Regions from separate parts of the Mus musculus genome. Here region 2 is linked to region 1. A link is a loop called in an ENCODE intact Hi-C map of the cell type or tissue named here. Cell type or tissue: heart. All regions are shown on one strand. Each heading gives the region's core, and the rest is flanking DNA. Links, peaks and the distances in the headings are about the cores only. Region 1 holds the start of 2310002D06Rik (RIKEN cDNA 2310002D06 gene). Region 2 overlaps Slc39a9 (solute carrier family 39 (zinc transporter), member 9).

Region 1 (9,451 bases), core at 419-8,418:
CCTCTCCACAGCTCCTGGACAAGCAGAGTCAGCAAAGGAGAAGCATACCAACCATAAATTCACCGGCCCCTACTATTTCCTCTCGAAGGCAGATTGCCTCTTTTTTGCTTTGTTTTCTGATGATGTGACATGAAGATGTAAGTATAAAAGAAAAAGAGGTACTAGAGCTAAAGTTGACTGGGGAGAAGGAGAAAGGTTCTATTTTCCCTGGCCGCAGCCTGCAGTGCGTGGCTCCATTGACAGAGCCAGGTTGCTGCATCTCAGACCAACTTCTGTGCCTGTCACCCCCACCCTCCACCTGTATTGGCGCCCCATCCGTTTTCCTAATTATTGAGCCCTTACCCAGCCTCCTCCTTCTGTCTTCTTTCCTTACCCAGCCTCCTCCTTCTGTCTCCTTTCCTTACTATAGCCTTAGATGGCAATGGCCATCACTTTTCTGTCCTTGTCTTTCTTTGTCCTACTCTGATTTCTTTGGTGCCGCTTATTGCACAGGCACATGGCCAAGAAACAGCTGCCATCACTGAGGTCCGTTTCCCAGTCTGGAACTGTCATTAGTCCACAGCTGAGACTGTTCAAGGTGGGTAATTCCCCTTTAACTATATCCCCACAGCCAATCACCTGCACTGTAAGTTAAAGATATCAGCTTCCCCCTATGAATTAGTTCTTACTAGGAATCTAGAGATCAAAGTTTAAACACCCCAAGTTATTCCTATGTCTTGTAAACAGGGCCCAGAATCCATATTCAATCTGGAGTGTCCTGGTAGCGATGAACCCGCTGGTTCCAGAGCCTGTCACTGCAGTGAGTGGACTCTCGGCTGTCTCACCAACTGCACACAAGCCCGAGAGGGCCTAGGCTGTCCTCCCTCCCCCCCCAAGGAGGCTGTGGGGAATGAGGGCAGGAGGACAAAAAGCTATGACAATCAGACAAGCAGCAGCAGACGGGGATGAGTATGTGCCAGCGCAGACGCAGACCACAAAGGCACAAGCAGAGATGGAAAGATAGAGGACACAGGAAAAACAGCTTCAGGGAGAGACAAAGCAGAGAGCAAAACCCAATAAAAGTGTAAAGAGCACTAAAGCCAGACAAGCCTGGGGAGAGACCGTGGAGTCAGGTCAACGAGGAGGGCAGGAGGCGCTGGAGTGGCGCTGGAGGCAAGAGCGTTGGAGCAACATAAATCTGTTGGGAAGGGTCACTCACCTTCCAAGCTGTTGTGCTTATTGGCTACAGCAAGCAGAATCTATTTAAAACAGACCAGGCACTTTGCCTTATTCTGTTTCCCTGCCCAGAAAAGGCTGGAGCCAAAGGCTGAGGGAACCAGTCCAGCAGCCACCACAGGTTGAGCGGGAAGAACCCACCCTATCTCCAATGACCTCTCCTTTCATCTCGCTGCCACCCCTAAGCCACCAGGTCACACTCAACTGTTAGCATACTGAACACAGCCTCCGAGCCTCCAAAACTTCCTTCAAGCTTGTCAGAAGGCAGACGCTGCTCAACTGTGAGGGCTGTTGTAAGGCCACACTCAGGAGGGCTGTTTGACAGCAGGCATGTTTTAGAGGAGTGAGGGATTGGGGTGGTCATATGGAGGAGAGGATGCCAGGGAACTGAGAAGACACCAGCAGCGCCACTCCCTTCCCTAAACTGTGTGTGAGTGTCTTCAGAAGTGTCAACTTGAAGCTGACCCCTAACCACCTACCACAGGGGAAGTGCAAAGTTCAGGAGGTGGAAATGGCCACAGAAAGTCATACCTGCTTCCTTCCCTCCTGGGGGAGGTGGGAAGAGAACCCCCCCCCCTTCCTGGGCTCTATGGCCAGGCTGGGAATATGGCTCAGTAAGGTTGTATGAGATTTATGTGTGTAGACCTTACTGTACAAATCAGTTTGCCTGAGAAATTGGCTTTTCAAAATAAATTTGAGGTCAACCCTATGTTCAAAGAGAAGGATGGCTTGGGAAAGTGAAGTTATCCCAGCTCGTGTTTGTAATTTTTCTTTTTTCTTTTTATGATTTTTCAGACAGGGCTTCTCTGTGTAGCCCAGGCTGTTCTGGAACGTGATCACTCTGTAAACCGGGCTTGGCCTGGAACTCAGAGATCTGCCTACCTCTGCCTTCCAGGTGCTGGGATTAAAGGAGTGCACCACTACCGGTTAGCATGTTTGTAAATTGAATCAGAATGTCTAGTTTTGAAGACCAGGAGAGGACCCTGTGTAGAGACTCGCCTGTATCTTGGTTTTAGGTTTCAGGGGCTAAGCATCACTTAGCAGGAATATAAGTGGATGTGCTATGGGAACTACTACTAAAGAATGTAGGGAATTTAGTGGAAAATTTCAAACATATACAGAATAGGAGGAGCTGGAGAGATGTTTCAGTGATTAAGAGCATTGGCTGTTCTTCCAGAGGACCTGGTTCCATTTCCAGCACTCAATGGTGGCTTATAACCCTTTGTAACTCCAGTTCCCAGGCATCTGAAGCCCTCTTCTCTCCTCTGCAGGTACCAGGCATACACATGGCACACACACATATGTGTAAGAAAACACCCATAAAAAATTCTATTCTATGTGCACATAGCACCTATTTGTAGTTAATAACTTACTAAAATCAAACTTCATGAACTGTTCTATAATCCCTAAGTGTAGAGAAATGCTTAGACTCCACTACCAAATCCTCAGCAACTCTGACTCAGACTTACAGTCTTAGTGACCTCAGCTTGGTGAATACATAATCTTCTGGTCCCTAGAGGTTTGTAACACAAGGACGGTTAAAACTCTTCCTGTTGCCGGGCAATCCCAGCACTCGGGAGGCAGAGGCAGGCAGATTTCAGAGTTCGAGGCCAGCCTGGTCTGCAGAGTGAGTTCCAGGACAGCCAGGGCTATACAGAGAAACCCTCTCTTGAAAAACAAAACAAAACAAAAAAAAAACAAACAAACAAACAAAAAAAACCTCTTCCTGTCCCCTTTTAAAAACCATACTAGGGATTGAACCCGGGGCTTCATGCTAGGCAAGTTCTCTGTCCCTGAGCTATGTTGCCAATCTTTATTAATTTTTTTTAATATTCTTTTAAGAGAGGGTCTTGGTATGTGGCCCTGGCTGGCTTGGGACTTGCTTAGTAGACAGGGGGATTCCCAAACGCTGGGACTACTGACACACAACAGGCTGGCCTAAATTCTAGCCCGTGACAGTTATATGGGCATACACATCTGTCAAAATTCATCAAGCTATATCCTTCAAATGTATGTCTTCTTCGAATGTATGTATGGCACCTACACTGCACTTCAATAGGGTATTAACAATAACCCCCAGTTCTGTGTACAAGCGAGTCAAAGCACCGCTGGTGTGAGGTGTGCTGGGCAGTCCAGAGGAAGCTGCTGTTTTGAGAGAACAATGCTCTTTGGGCTTTCGCAAAACTTGTTCTTTGGAACCTGCCACCACAGCATGTGCTTTTGGTTAAGCATTCCACAGCTGAAACGCAATTCTATGCTTAAATGCCGAGAGGATGAGGCAAAATCTTGGCCAAGGTCAAGCTCTACTGATGGCTGGAGAGGGGGGCGGCAGCTAAGTGCTCTGCACTTGTGCAACATTTCAAAAAGAAAAGCTAACCCCAAGCCATCATCTGCTCATTTTCTGAGCCAACTCTGGTCCTGCTCATTTTATCCAAGAGCTTAGAGGAAGCCATATGTGCTATGGCGTGGGCTTACAGACCTCCAGGCCCAAACACTGCAGTCTTGGTTTGAGAGACATTGCGCTAGACCAAGGCTTTCAGTGGGATAGAGCAGAAGATTCAGTAAGAGACCCTGTATAAGAGAGGGCAGAACAATGTACTCGATGCTTTTTGGTAGAAACTTGAGACTTCTATCTTTTTCCAGGTGACTGTGAAAAAGTTTCAAACTAAGCATATTGGTACAAATCTGTGTTTCAAAAAGAAAAACGTCAGCATCCTCTTTGGGACTGGAATGAAGCCTGACAGGGACAGATTAGGAAATACATTTTCTAAGTCAGAAGGAATGACGTTCACAGTGGAGTCTTTACACAGCTAATAATGCAAACATTACCTTTGTCCATGTCTGTCTAGCTGGTACCCAAGCAAGCGCAAAGGTGAGCAGGACGAAGTCACTGGCATAGCCAGAAACCCTTCCCAGGCTCCCTGTGAGCTATTCACATCGAGGGCTCATGGAGGCCCCATGGGTTCTCAACATTCATATAACTGTTTTGTTTTGTTCTTTTAATCAGAGACTATTTTTACCTATTTGGTTTAATGTCTTCCTTTTAAAGTACTCAATTTGGTGGGTGATGGCTTACACCTTTAATCCCAGCACTTGGGAGGCACAGGTAGGTGGATCTCTGTGAGTTTGAGGCCAGCCTGGTCTACAGACCTAGTACTAAGACAGCTGTGGCTATACAAAGAAAGCCTCTCTCAAAACAAACAAACAAACAAACAAACAAACAAACAAACTGTCTTAGTTAGGGTCTTACTGCTGTAAACAGACACCATGACCAAGTCAACTCTTATAAGAACAACATTTAATTGGGGCTGGCTTACAGGTTCAGAGGTTCAGTCCATTATCATCAAGGTGGGAACATGGCAATGTCCAGGCAGACCTGGTACAGGAGGAGCTGAGAGTTCTACCTCTTCATCTGAAGGCTGATAAGAGAAGACTGGCTCTCACATGGCTAGGAGGAGGGTCTTATTGCCCATGCCCACAGTGACACATTTCCTTCAAGGCCATACCCACTCCAACAAGCCACACATCCTAATAGCGCCACTCCTTGGCCAAGCATATTCAAACCACATAAACAAACAAACAAACGTGCCCAATGCCTTTAATCGTAACTCTTGGGGACAGAAGCAGCTAGACCTGTGAGTCCAAGGTCAGCCTAGTCTGTACAGAGTTCCAGGCCAGCCAGTGCTACAAGGTGAAAACTTTAATTAAAATGGTAGATGTAGTACAGAATGCTTGGACCAAGGGGCCTCTCCCTTGGCACATTAATCTAGATATTATCAGTATAAAAAGTTAAGTGATTAGTACAAAGACCTCCAGCAGACAATGGGAGAAGAATAAGGCCATCAGCCCACTCTTCTCTGAGCCTCCAATATAGATAAACTGAGTACAGAGAAAAAAGCAAACTTCAAAGTTAAGTCTGTTAGTGAACCTTTCATGCCCACCACCTTTAAAACCACATATGCTAAATCTCCAACTCTCTCAGCCCCATTGTCTTACGGCTAAGTTCAAATCTCTTATTGTTGTTTTCTGTTTTATTTTTTGTTTTAAACTCATTTTTAAAAAAATTATGTATATAGGTGTTTTACCTACATGTATGTCTGTGTAGCACTTGTATGCTGGGTGCCCAGAGGCCAGAAGAACGCACTGGATTTCTGGAACTGAAGTTCCTGTGTGAACTCCCGCGCAAATGATAGGAATAGAACCCAGGTCCTCTGGAAGAACAGACAGTGCTCTTAAGTGCTGAGTCACCTCTCTAGACCCCTTCTTTTGTTTTTCTGAGACAGGGTGTCATTCTGGAGTCCAAGCTGACCTCAAACTTGTAGTGATTCTCCTTTCTCAGCCTCCCAAGTTCCAAAATACAGGCATGAACTACCTACCACTTCTGAATTATCTCATTTTGTTTTACTTACTGGTATGTTCAATGGTGAGGTTCTGTGCTGGGGAATGAACCTGGGCCTTACTGTATGCTAGCAAGCACTCTTCTACTGAGCCGTATCTTTAGCTCTGGTTTCTGATTCTTATCCAGGACTTAATACCCTGGTGACCTGAGGAGTCAGATCCCAACTGTGCCCCAACATGTTGCAGCCTGACAAGGGAGACCTTGGAGAAGCAAAATATAGGAAATCAATCCAACTCAAAATTATCCTGAACCACACACTGTGCTTGAAATAATGCTGACTATAAACTCAGCAGATTTTTTTAAAAGGGGGAGATAGAGTTTATTTAGCTTATAATTCCAGGACATGGTCCATTATTATAGGAATGTTAAATCAGGAACTGAAAGCAACTACTTGTATCTAAAGTCCAAGCAGCAAGAGCACGTGCAAGATGCTACTTTGTGCTTGTCTTACTTTTCTTCGTTTTTAAGTAGTCCGGGATTGCAAAACCAGGGAGCGGAGCTGCCCTTAGTGGGCACTGTTCTTCCTACATTGATTGTCATAATCAAAATTATCCCCCACAACCCTGACCACAGGCCAACCTGATCTGGACAAACTCTCATTGGGATGCTTCCCAGGCTGTGTCTAATTTTTTGTTTTGTTTTGTTTTTGTTTTCGAGACAGGGTTTCTCTTTGTAGCCCTGGCTGTCCTGGCACTCACTTTGTAGACCAGGTTGGCCTCGAACTCAGAAATCTGCCTGCCTCTGCCTCCCGAGTGCTGGGATTAAAGGTGTGCGCCACCACGCCTGGCTAGGCTGTGTCTAATTGACAGTGATAACTGTCACACTCACTATGTCATTTTTTTTTGAATTCTGACTAATTGGTGTCAACCTGATGTTACACCTGCCCCTGGCCCCTTCCCATCTTTTCTCAGCCACCATGAGGAAAACAGATTTTACATACCCTCTCTGCTATGATCATCTGCCTCACTGTAGGCCCAAAGCAATGGGTGATATTGAGAGAAAGGCAGCTAGTTACCTTTTCATCAAGGGAGAGAAATCCCAGGAAATGGAAATTAAGTGTTTTAGGTTCAGTTTGGAGGATGTACTACCTTTCACAATAAAAAGTGGCCTTGAGGGCTTGGAGAGATGGCTCAGAGGTTAAGAGAACCGACTGCTCTTCCAGAGGTCCTGAGTTCAATTCCCAGCAACCACATGGTGGCTCACAACCATCTGTGATAAGATCTGATGCTCTCTTCTGGTGTCTTTGAAGAAAGCTACAGTGTACTCACATAAATAAAGTAAATAAATCTTTAAAAAAAAAAAAGTGGCCTTGAAGGCAACATATACATTAGCAAAGCCACAACCTACGTCGCAGAAACTAGGTTATAGAAGCATTCCTTAGTCCCATATAGAGAAAGTCAGATCTTGATTATCTCTAAAACAATGATCCATTTGGTCCAGTTACCCAGAGCATTGGGACCACCAATCAGAGACGGCCATAAAGTAACAAGGAAATGTGATCAGTGCCTTTCCAGCATGTCAAATGGCATGCGGCCTCAGCGGGTCACCACTGCATCTCCATGCAGGAGGCAGGAAAGGGTGCTGCTGCTGTGGGTCATGGGTTGTCTGCTGGCATCACCATCACTGTGCTCCAGGACTGGGATGGGAAGAGTCCAACATAGGGAACTTGGCAAGAGTCAGAAGAATAAGCTAGATCCAAAATAAAAGCTGAAGTAGTTTTATATTACTCATGTTGTGTTGTCTTAGCAAGATTCACCCTCTTTCTAGCCTCTTTTTGCACATTTCTCTCAAGAAAAATGGATTTTTTTTAAGATCTAAAAATTACCATTGTACAATTTTTGAAAACAACAACAATGTGGGGGAGGGGGGAATCATTTATTTTCTTTTCGATGCAAAAGCAAGAGGCTTATTTTCCAGCACGTTTGGGTTGACCTTCAATTAGTCCCTCAAGGCAAGTGACTAGAAGGGCCCCTGCCCCTCCCCATTCGTTTCAAATACATAATAATTAGTAAGCTATCAAATCTTTGGGGGAAATTGCTCCCCTGGCTCCACTTGCTCACTCCCATTCTTGGGGAGTGTCCCTTAATAAACCATGAGAAGGCTCAGTGGCTCAGTGGGAAGAGGAAACTTAGCACCATGCCAGCTGGATCCCAGGGACTCTCACAGCAGAAGGAGAGGACTATCCTGAGCTTGTCTGTCATACATGAACCCATGCACATACAAACAGCCCATATACAAAAATGTAAAGTACATTTTAAATGAGACCTAGTGAAGAAAATTAAAAGATAAACAAATGGAAAAAAAATCCTGGAAGCAAGGTAAATCAGAATTCAATGTTTAAAGAGGTCAAATAAGAAGCTAAACTGAAGTAGTCTCTGCCTGCTGGGTTCCTAAGAGCTGAGAATGGGGGTATTAAGCGGGCTTTATTTCAACAAAACACATTTTGTCATCTGATCCGTCCGTGACATGGGTAAGAATAAGTAACTTATGGCTGTATTCTTAAATGGTAGAAAATCCCTGGATGTGTGCTTCATTCACTTTACAATGGCAAGTTATTAAACACAGATCTATTTTCATAAAAGAATCCATCTATAACCTTATTTTAAAATAAAAAAGTTTTTAATTGAAAAATTTACATTAAAATTTTTTTAATAAACTATGTCCAAAAAAAAAAAAAAATCACTGACTGCAGAAGCAGGGAAGGGAACATAGTAATGAAGAATGGTAGACAGGAGGAAGCAAGAAGGGGCCCAAAGCCACTAACACGAGAGCCAGGGCATACAGGGTCCATCCCAATTCACAGAATAGCTCAATCCATATACAGGACGCTTGGAGCTAAAGATGAACTCTCTAAGGTGTATGCTACTCCCAAGCTAACATCAATTAGTGCCCACTGCAACAGTGACACCTCCCCTCAACTCCAGTTTCCAGAGTTCTATCTTAAAGAAATTACCAAGTACAGAGTCAGAAATATACAAGAAAGTTTATCTCCATAACTGGCAATGAAAGATTCAAAACAACCATGCTTTTGAACAGAGTGTGGAGCTACATAACCAAATAAGAGCTACTGGAAACATGTTAACATTAATATTCATTGGTCTTCTGTTGTTTTGTTTTGTCCTGAGACAAGGGTTCACGTAGCTCAAATAGTCTTAAACTTACTATGTAGCTGAAGATAAGCCTAAACTTCTAATCTTCCTGCCTCTACTTGCCAAGGGCTAGGATTATAGCCATGAGCCAGCACACTTTAGAACTTTATTTTCAAAGACTTAAAGATAAAGTAAATTACTTGGTGATGCCATATTAGCAAATGGGAAAAAAGCCAGGATGCATACAAACATCAGACACACACACAGGCATGCACACACATATGATAATTTTAACTTTATATTTAAATTTAAATATTATACATATACATATTTTAAAATACTGATATTTTTTCTTTTGAGACAGGGTCTCTTTATATACTTCTGGCTGTCCTGGAACTCACTATGTAAGCCAGGCTGTCCTTGAACTCAGAGATCTACCTGCCTCTGCTTTCCAGTACTGGGATGCTGAGATACTGGGATGGTGGAATCAAAGGTGTGTGTGCGCCACCAACCTGGCGGAATGAAGATTCTTAAGCACATCACCAAAGCCTAGCTCTGTTCCAAACGGAAGGGAGATGGACCACTGTTACTTTTCCTTTAGGCTCTTCTCTAATGAGCATGTACTCATTGTGTAATCCAGGCTAGCATCAAATCCGACATCCTCCTGCTTTTTCCTCATGCATAGAGACTACAGAAAAGTGCTATCCACACCTGGCTTTGCGTATTTTATATCAGAAAAATAGGTTTA
Region 2 (9,451 bases), core at 407-8,406, 170 kb before region 1:
CCGGAGTGCGTGGCAGACTGTTATCTGCCAAACAAAATAAGCATGACTGGTTAAATGATACGATCTTAAACACTGAACTGCTACTATATATTTATGCAGATATTCTTAGAACTGGTATTCAATTTATATGAATATTAAAGTCATAAAAAAGACTAACTTGAAATTAAGACACTTATTTTCTACAGATTTTTACTTTCAATTTTTGTCATGAGTTGAGAAAATACTGTCCATGAAAAATTCACCCTAAGATACCCTACCAGATTTGTTGAGCCTTTTGATATTGTGACAGAATGTTGTGGCATACATAGACAAGACAAATGAGTTGCCAATAAAATAACATAAGAAATAAAAAATTGTGTCCTGTTTCAGTAAGTTTATGATTTTGTGTTGGGTCACATTCCTAGCTCTCAGTCCCACGCAGCTCCCAGGCTGCAGGCGGAGCCTATGAGAGAACCAGACACACCCGGGACTGCACAGTGAGGGAGGCTCACACTTACCTTACTTAATCCTAAGTATGTCAGCATGGACATGGCTGGTGCTGCCAATGCAAAGACCAGCAAGTGCTTTCTGATTCGATTCCGCTCCAGACCAGCATGCATCAGGAAGGAAACCAGCCCAAATGCTGCTGGAGCCTGGAAATGACAAAGTAGCCCCTGTATCACTTGACAAGCAGGGCTTGCTTTCACGTCAAGAAATGCAGGTGATGCTATCTGAATATGAGAGACCCAGGCATCCCATCAAGAGCAAGTTTGCCTTTTAAGAACCAATGTTCTCACAAGAAAACCCTACATGTGTCTGTAGATATCTTTCTTGTTAGTATTGTACACAAGATTATTTTGAATTTTTTTTTTTTTTGGTGTTTTTGAGACAGGGTTTCTCTGTGTAGTCCTGGCTGTCCTGGAACTCACTTTGTAGACCAGGCTGGCCTCGAAATCAGAAATCCGCCTGCCTCTGCCTCCCGAGTGCTGGGATTAAAGGCGTGCGCCACCACGCCCGGCTTTTGAATTTTTAATTTTTACTTACTATACTTGTGTGTGTGAATGTAGCCACCTGTGTGCCACCGTGTGTGTGTGGTGGTCAGAAGACAACTTTTGGGAACTGGGTTGTCAAACTTGTTTAGCAAGTAGTTTTACCCATGGAGCCGTCTAGTCAGCTATGTGAACACAACTGTACGAAAAGCAGAAATTGGGGGCTGAGATTTGGTGGTCAGCGGCTAGGAGGACTGGCTGCTTGCTCTTCCAGAGGCCCTGAGTTCAATTCCCAGCAACCACATGGTGGCTCACAACCAACCATCTGTAATGAGACTCTGTCCCCTCTTCTGGCATGCAGGAGGACATGAGGACAGAGCATTTATAGATATAAAAAAGGGGGTGGTGGTGGCTATCAGAATCTGCAATGGGTCAAGGTGTTTGCTCTGCAAGACCTGGGACCCGAGTTCAAACCCCAGGACTCAGATAAAGGTAAAAGAAGGGAATCAATTTCACACAGCTGTTCTCTGAGTTTTATCATGCTAACAGTGGCATGTGTGTGCTCATGTGCACACACATATAATAAATACAATTTTTTTGTGGGGTTTTGTTTTTTTTTTTTGGAGACAGGGTTTCTCTGTGTAGCCCTGGCTGTCCTGGAACTCACTCTGTAGACCAGGCTGGCCTCGAACTCAGAAATCCGTTTGTCTCTGACTCCCAAGTGCTGGGATTAAAGGCAGGTGCCACCACCGCCAGCTATAAATATACTTTTAAAGCTAAAAAGATACCACATTTCAGAAATGCATCAAAGTCAAGAAAATTTTTAATTACAAATTTGTTCAATATCCAATCTTGGCTTACCTTGTGTAGCATTATTGCCACGAACACAATTAACTGGACACTAGTTTGTGAAGTAGAGGCTGCTGCTCCCAAAGCTACACCATCAGCTAAATTGGGAGACAAGGAAACAAGATGCTATGAAGGGAGGCAATGCCGGGCTGATAAATGGGCTTCAAAGCTAGGCACAGCTGGACTTGGATCTCGGCAAGCTATTCGATCTCAATGAACTTCACAACCACCTTCAGGGTGGGGTCAATAAGCTGGGTGGTGATGGACACACCTTTAATTCTAGCACTCGGGAAGCAGAGGCAGGCAGATCTCTAGTTTGACGCCAGCCTGGTCTACAGAGTGAGTTACAGAATAGCTAGAGGGCTACACAGGGAAATCCTGTCTGGAAAAGCCAAGGGGGGGTGGAGGGGGGAAGATGTGGACAATTAAATGTGTAGTCTTAGGGGTTCGTGAGTGCTAAAAGTAAAAGAATAAGAATAAATGCATCTGGCCCCAAGTCACCCATAAGTTAGCTGTCTTTATTGCTAAAAAAAAAATATGAAATACAAACAACCATTGATGAGCCAAGCTGAAATAAGAATGTGCTAACGAAGAATTTCAAAGCTCATATTTTTCTGTCTTCAAGGCTTGAAGCTTCAATACAGATGACTCACACATGATGGGGACTCTCTTAGTTTCGGTTACTATGCTGTGAGAAAAACACTGTGACCAAAGCAAGTTGGGGAGGAAAGGGTTTGTCCAGCTTACACTTCCATGTCACTGTTCATCACTGAAGGAAGTGAGGACAGGAACTCAAACAAAGCAGGAGCCGACGCAGAGGTCATAGAGGAGTGCTGCTTATTGGCTTGTTCCTCCAGGCTTGCTCAGCCTGCTTTCTTCTAAAACCCAGGACCAACCCAGGGATGGCACCACCCACAAGGGGCTGGGCCCTCCCACATCAGTCGCTCATTAAGAAAATGTCCTACAGCTGTATCCTTTACAGGTATTTTCTCCATTGAGGTTTCCTTCTTTCAGATAACTCTAGCTTGTATTTAAGTTGACATAAAAAGGTCAAGAGAGGGGCTGGTGAGATGGCTCAGCAGGTAAGAGCACTGACTGCTCTTCCAAAGGTCCTGAGGTCAAATCCCAGCAACCACATGGTGGTTCACAACTATCCATAATGAGATCTGACGCCCTCTTCTGGTGTGTCTGAAGACAGCAACAGTGTACTAGTAAGTACAAGTATAAGTATATAATAAATAAATCTTTGGGCCTGAGCGAACGGGCTAACTGAAGTGAGCAGAGGTCCTAAATTTAAGTCCCAACAATAACCATCTTACAGCTATACTCTTCTCATATACATAAAATAAATAATAAATAAATCTTAAAAAAAAAAAAAGGTCAAGGGAGGGACTTTGGATGAATGGGTATGTTGGAACAGTCTAGAAATGGAGCCTGTGAGGAGAATTCTGACTGCTCATGAGAACACTCCAAGAAAACAAGTCTTGTAACCCCAGTTTCTTCAAAACACAGACTTGCTCGCAGAATGTGTTTTATTGCTCATCCCAGGTGTAGTGGATAGGAGTGAGTTTACTTCAGAGAACTCATTATTGTATGCTGATGTTATTCAATTAAATATTTTCCTTCACATATCTTTATGGACATGTTTTTGCCATGTGTGGCTTGTCCTTGTGATTGTATACAGCCTGAACTCATGAGATCTCAGGTGACCTTTCTTAACTCTCGAGTATAAATCATCTGGGGCTCTGAATAAAGTTGGCTATTGCGTGACACTTCAGTCCACCTCATTTATTGGCTCCCTTCTCCCAGGTCCCACAGCCTCTAGTGCAGTGATAGAGGTGATTTTGTTAGAAAGCAGAAACCAGGAGGTTAGGAGTGAGCTACTTTTCACATACCTTTATTTGGACCTGACAGAATCCTATCTCCCATCAGGTCTAGGTTTGGGTTATGGTGCTAAAGCCAAGTCCCATCTGCCACACTGAGTCTTCCGCTTACTGCCTTAGGCTACACTGGCAGCTGAGCTGTTTGGTGCTGATATGTGCAGCCTCTTTTCCAGACAGATCTTAGGGTAGAGGTCAGCAATCTCCTTAAAGCCCAGACAGGAAATATTTGAGCTTTGTAAGTTACTTGGTCTCTTGTAACTACACAACTTGGTCACTACTGTACAAAACAAGCCACAGGTGATATAGAACATGTGGGCATAGCTATCTTCAGAACAACACTATCACTCCATACCATAGTTTCCCAGTGACATGAAAGATCTTTCTGTTTGGCAGTGCTGAGAATTGAACACAGGCCTTTCACACACTCAACAGATGTTTAGTCATTGAGCTACAGCCCCAGACTCTTTTGGACAGGGTCTAGATATGTAGCTCAGGCTAAAATTAAGTAGTCAAGTTGGCCTTGAACTCTGGATCCTACTGCCTCTACCTCCTGAGTGCTTGGAGTACATATATATGCTACCATGCCTAGCTTATACTCTGTGTTTAGGTATTTAAAATATAGAACACACTCTTAGCTTGTAAGCTCGATGCAGAATATGCCAGGGCTAATGCTACCGCTAGAGGGCTCTGTTCAGCAACCCTTGCCCAAGAGCATTCAGTGTAGAGTCTCTGTGAGGTTAGGAGCAGTCTCACTGCAATGCTGACTTACCTGCAGCATGGACGACTAGCCCCAGGGTGGTGGTGATTTTGGAACTGCTGGGCCTTGCTGTTTCTGGATCTACAGAGAATGAGAAGGTATCACTAAGTAGTATGACATAAAAGGAAAAGAAACACCTGTCTGAAGATGGTCCATTTCTTATGATCATTGTTATTTTAGAGCTGGAGTCTCACTGGGCACCCCTGGCTGGCCTTGATCTCCAAATCCACATCTCAGCTTCCCAAGCGCTGGGATTAAGGCTGTATAACACCGCATCCAGCTATCTACAGATTCTGAAAGCTCAGACTTTGAACTGCTTTCCTCACTGCTCTCTTCTCTTCAATGCTCTCCTTGTACTAAAGAAGTGGGTGTGAGGGAACTCTTGCCCGGGCTTCCCTGCATAGCTCTGAAATGCATAAGCCCAGCTGCCTGGACTCCTCAGTCTGCAGAAAGTGCTCTACAGGCTCTGGTTACTTCTAACTCCTGCGACTGTTTTCATGCAACCTCGGTCATATTTTTCTTTCTATACTATGCAGCTATTTTCACCAATTTAAACCCAAGTTACAACAGTTTCCTACTGCTTTGCTCACTTTCCCCAAATCACTCAGCTGGAAGTGTCACAGACATCTTTAAAAGGCACCACCCTTCTGCTGTCTCTTTTAAAGAGCTCTGATCTTTATCCTATGCTATTGGGTAGGTTTTCTCCTTTGGCGTTGAGGATTGAACTTGGGACTTGTCCATGCATTTGAGCACTCACTCTCCACTGGGTTATAATGCCCAGCCTCAAGGGTCAGACTGGCCTTGAACTTACTCTAAAGACCACACAGGCCTTGCATTTGTGGCTTCCCTGCCTCAGCCGGAGTAGCTGGGATTACAGGCCACATCACCATACCTGGCTTGAGGACGGTTCTTAAACTATGTATTAGCTGTCTCCAAGTATTTCTCAGTTTCTAGACCAGTTAACATAGTTTCTCTAGCACTTTCTAACCATTCTTGCCCTCCTTTCCCCCAAGAACTTGTAGTTCTTGGCAAGCTTACCCAGATTATCAACCCAAAACCTAGACACTGTTCCAAGTCAAATCCTAGGACCACATCAATCAAGAAAGGATCAGAAAATAATCTCAGCTCAAAACAATTGCCCCCTGGCTCAACCAAGATTCTGTGTAGGGGAGACCAATGTGCCACTTCTGTATCACTGTCCTCCATCCCTAGATTGGCTGTAACCAATTCCCCGTATTTCTTTCTCTTCCTTTTTACAGTCTCATAGAATATGGTGCAGCACTAGGCACCCCCCATGTTGCTTTATAAGCTCTCTCCATGAATATATTACTGTCTTTATAGGAAACAAGTAGGGGTTGGGGCAGGGCACGAAGGTCCACCCCTAGCTAAGGAGCTATCAGCCTTTGGTAGTTCCTGGGAGAGGAAGGGTCAGTTTTCTTTAAGGGTGTTACTCCTAGTAGGTGAACTACTCCCCAAAGCAGCCTCTACAGCCCACACCCAGAGTACTGAGCATCACAAACCAGGCTCCTGGAGGAGCGAGGGGTGAGAAAGAATACACAAGATCTTGGAGAAGCTGAAGGGGTGAATATAATCAAAATACATTATATACATTTATCAAAGAATTAATAAAAATATTTTTAATACGTTAGGGATTTAAACATAGTGCTTTTGGAGCCAGAGGTGGATCAGCAGTTAAGAGCACCCATTGCTCTTGCAGAGGAGCCAATAAAGTTCTATTCCCAGCACCAACATCTGATGGTTCACAACAACCTATGGCCAGCTCCAGGGGATCCAATGCCTCTGGCCTGTGTGGGCACCCGTGTGTGTGTGTGTGTGTGTGTGTGTGTGTGTGTGTGTGTGTGTGTGTACTTCTTTTTTTTTTTTTTTAAATCAAGCAAGAAAACCCAATAGTTGTGATAAATCTACAGGAAGAAATTGCAGTTCAGCATAATTTTGATAAGTGTATTAACTTTTCCTGACACTTGGTAATACATAAACCCAGAGCTATGTGTGCCACCATAACAAGAGTAATCGTAGCACTTGGCAACAAAGGCAGAAGGAATGTGTGCTTGAGACCAGCTTGAGCTACACAGGGAGACTCTGTCTCCAAAAAAACTTAACTAAAACTAAAAAACTGAAAATCGAAGATACACACACAGAAGGCAGCAAAAACAGCACCCCTCCGGAGAAAAGAGAAAGAAGAATAAACACATTACATTTAACTCTGGGTACATGATTACAGGGCACTAAAAATTCTTTTTGGGAGGAGGGGGAGTTATGGGAAGAAGGTTCAGCAGTTCGAGCACTGGCCACTCTTCCTGAGGACTTGCGTTCAATTCTGAGCATCCACAGAGATGCTAACAAATGTCTGTAACTCAAGGTCCAGAGCAGCGGACATTTTCTGATCCGCTCTCTCTGCCTCTGTGGGCACTATATAAATGTGGTGCACTAGTCTACCAGCAGACAAAACACAACACACATAACATAAAAAGAAGTAAAAGTGACTTTTAAAGTTCTCTTTGTTCAGTGTTGAGGATCAAGTCTAGTTCTTACATGTGCCAGGCAAGTACTCTGTCAATGAACCCGATCTCTCATGGCCTACTTGAAAAATTTTAACTCTAGCTGGGCGTGGTTAATCCCAGCACAGAGGCAGAGGCAGGTGGATTTCTGAGTTCGAGGCCAGCCTGGTCTACAAAATGAGTTCCAGGACAGCCAAGGCTATACAGAGAAACCCTGTCTCAAAAAAACAAAACAAAACAAAACAAAAAACAAAAAACAAAAAAATTAACTCTTTACTTCCCAAATATTACAGCATAGACTCATGATTATCTCTGGTCAAACTTAAGACATATTAAGTCATGGAGAACTCTTGGTGCTAGGAATTTGGCAAGAATTTGACAAGGGCTAGGACAAGGAAGTAGGGTGAGATAAGATTTTGACATTGACAAGACTCAAGATGAATATCCGAGGAATGTATTGTACACATGGGACTTGGTTTAATGCCCTGTTTGTTCCTTGACTATTTTGTCTTTGATCTAGAATTGATCCTAGTCGGGCGTGGTGGCGGGGGGGGGGGGGGGGGCAGAGGCAGGCAGATTTCTGAGTTCGAGGCCAGCCTGGTCTACAAAGTGAGTTCCAGGACAGCCAGGGCTATACAGAGAAACCCTGTCTCGAAAAACTAAAGAAAAAAAAAAAAAAAAAGAATTGATCCTATTCTTTGCACGCACCTAGAATGGTGTAAGAGCAGACTGGAAAAAAAAATAACCCTTCTTCAGCTTCAGCACTGGCTGGAGTCATGTTATAATATTGTCTAAATGTCTTTTCTTTTTAATCCTCACTCCCTACCTTGAGACCCTATTGACTGATTGAGCTGGGTTGGTTATTAATTATCCCAAGGAAACCCAGGCAGTGGTGGCACATGCCTTTAATCCCAGCACTTGGGTGGCAGAGGCAGGCGGATTTCTGAGTTCAAGGCCAGCCTGGTCTACAGAGTGAGTTCCAGGACAACCAGGGCTACACAGAGAAACCCTGTCTAGAAAAACCGAAAAACCAAAAAAGGAAAAAAGGAAAAAAAAAAAAAGTATCCCAAGGAAGTCTATGTTGGGGTCTTTCTTCAATCATTCTCTACATTGCTTTGTTTTGTTCTTGTTTTGTTTTGTTGAGACAAGGTCTTCAACTGACTCTTTCATCAATTCATCTAGGCTGGCTGGCTAACAATACCCTTTAGGGATCTTCCTTACTTCCTACCCCCAGCTCTGAGTTTACCATGCCCGACTTTTTACTTGGGTACTAGGGATCCATCTCCCAAGCCCTAGCAAAACCAAATCAAATCAAAGTGTTGGGTTTTGTTTATTTGTTTAAAATCGAGTCTTCTATGTAGTCCTGGTTGGTCTAGAACTCACTATGAAGACCAGAGTAGCCCTGAACTCACAGAGATCAGGCTGCCCTGTCTCCCAAGTGCTGGGGTGAAAGGTGTGCTGCACAAGGATGGGGAGACATTTCTTTAAAGGTGCAGTATGGCCTCAGCGGCACATTCAGCACTTGAGAGGTGGTAGAAGAAGAAGAATCGGAACTAAAGGTCATCAATGGTTACATAAAGGGTTTGAGACTGACCTGGTATATATGAGACTTTATCTCAAAGTAAGCACCTTTTAAAAAAGATACAATAAATACAAGGAAATGGAGAACCTTTGTTGACACCCAGAGTTTTGTTTCTGACAGTATGTCAAGTGTTACTATGTAGCCAATGCTGGTCTCTACTGAACTTACAAGCTCCAGCCTGTGCCTCGTGGGAACCCTGATCGTATCACATGCCACCAACCATACCTGCCTATTCAACCTGCTTTTGGTTTTGTACCATATTTTTTTCTTCTTAAGGCTTGGGATTAAAGCCTTGCCTGCCAAGCCACACCATCTTCAGGCACAGAGCTACATCAAAAGCTTTGCTCATTTATTCAGTCCACGATTAAAAAAAAAATAACTTTTATTTGGAAATAATTTTTAATCTTGAAAAAGGCTACAACAATAGTTTAAGAAAAGAATCGTATGTTCCTGACCAACTATCTAAACATTTGGAACCATCTGCTCCAAGTTTGCATTCATACTTCCCATACACAAATCTTTACCACAGAAGAGTAAGTTGTACTCATCATAACTGCTTATCTTTAGAAACTTCAGTGTGTATTTCCTGAGGGAAACAATATAATCATAAAGGATATCAACCTCAGCAAATTTAGCATTATTTCTGATTCCTGTTACACATTCAACTTGTGTCAGCTTTCTGATAATGTTCCTCAGAGCACTTCCTTTCTAGGAAGAGTCAATTCTAAGGTCACATATTGCATTCAAGTGGAGAATACATTTACTTCCTTGTATCCACGGGTTTTTTTGTTTGCTTGTTTTCCTCTTTCTTTCTTTCCTTCCTTTTTTTTTTTTTTTTTTAAAGAATAATCCTCCCTTTTAGAAAACTGTACCTCTGCTGACCACGGGTGCTT

The links. Hi-C counts contacts between places; a loop is a spot of excess contacts. Peaks named below come from ENCODE experiments on the same cell type or tissue, not always from the same donor. Only the 100,000 strongest peaks of a DNase experiment are listed, where the experiment ranks them.
Region 2: a loop joins it to region 1, with 2.9 times the contacts of the local background. A loop is called at or near these places in 9 of 42 quality-filtered maps.

What each region holds. Positions count from the first base shown.
Region 1 is chr12:80,498,995-80,508,445 of GRCm38, reverse strand. It overlaps Gm26777 (a long non-coding RNA gene), which reads left to right. Exons shown (of 5, transcript XR_381753.4): 3 at 1-137; 4 at 493-577; 5 at 727-1,295. It overlaps 2310002D06Rik (RIKEN cDNA 2310002D06 gene), which reads right to left and starts at 1,240. Exons shown (of 3, transcript NR_045490.1): 1 at 1,199-1,240. In heart, for the core only: no CTCF peak of the experiment used is centred there; DNase peaks (open chromatin) are centred at 1,275 and 3,495.
Region 2 is chr12:80,668,313-80,677,763 of GRCm38, reverse strand. It overlaps Slc39a9 (solute carrier family 39 (zinc transporter), member 9), which reads right to left. Exons shown (of 7, transcript NM_026244.2): 4 at 4,470-4,538; 5 at 1,830-1,915; 6 at 498-632. Among named protein-coding and RNA genes, the nearest start is that of Plekhd1, 20 kb to the left of the region's middle. In heart, for the core only: CTCF peaks have their summits at 2,973 (motif pointing left) and 4,374 (motif pointing right); no DNase peak of the experiment used is centred there.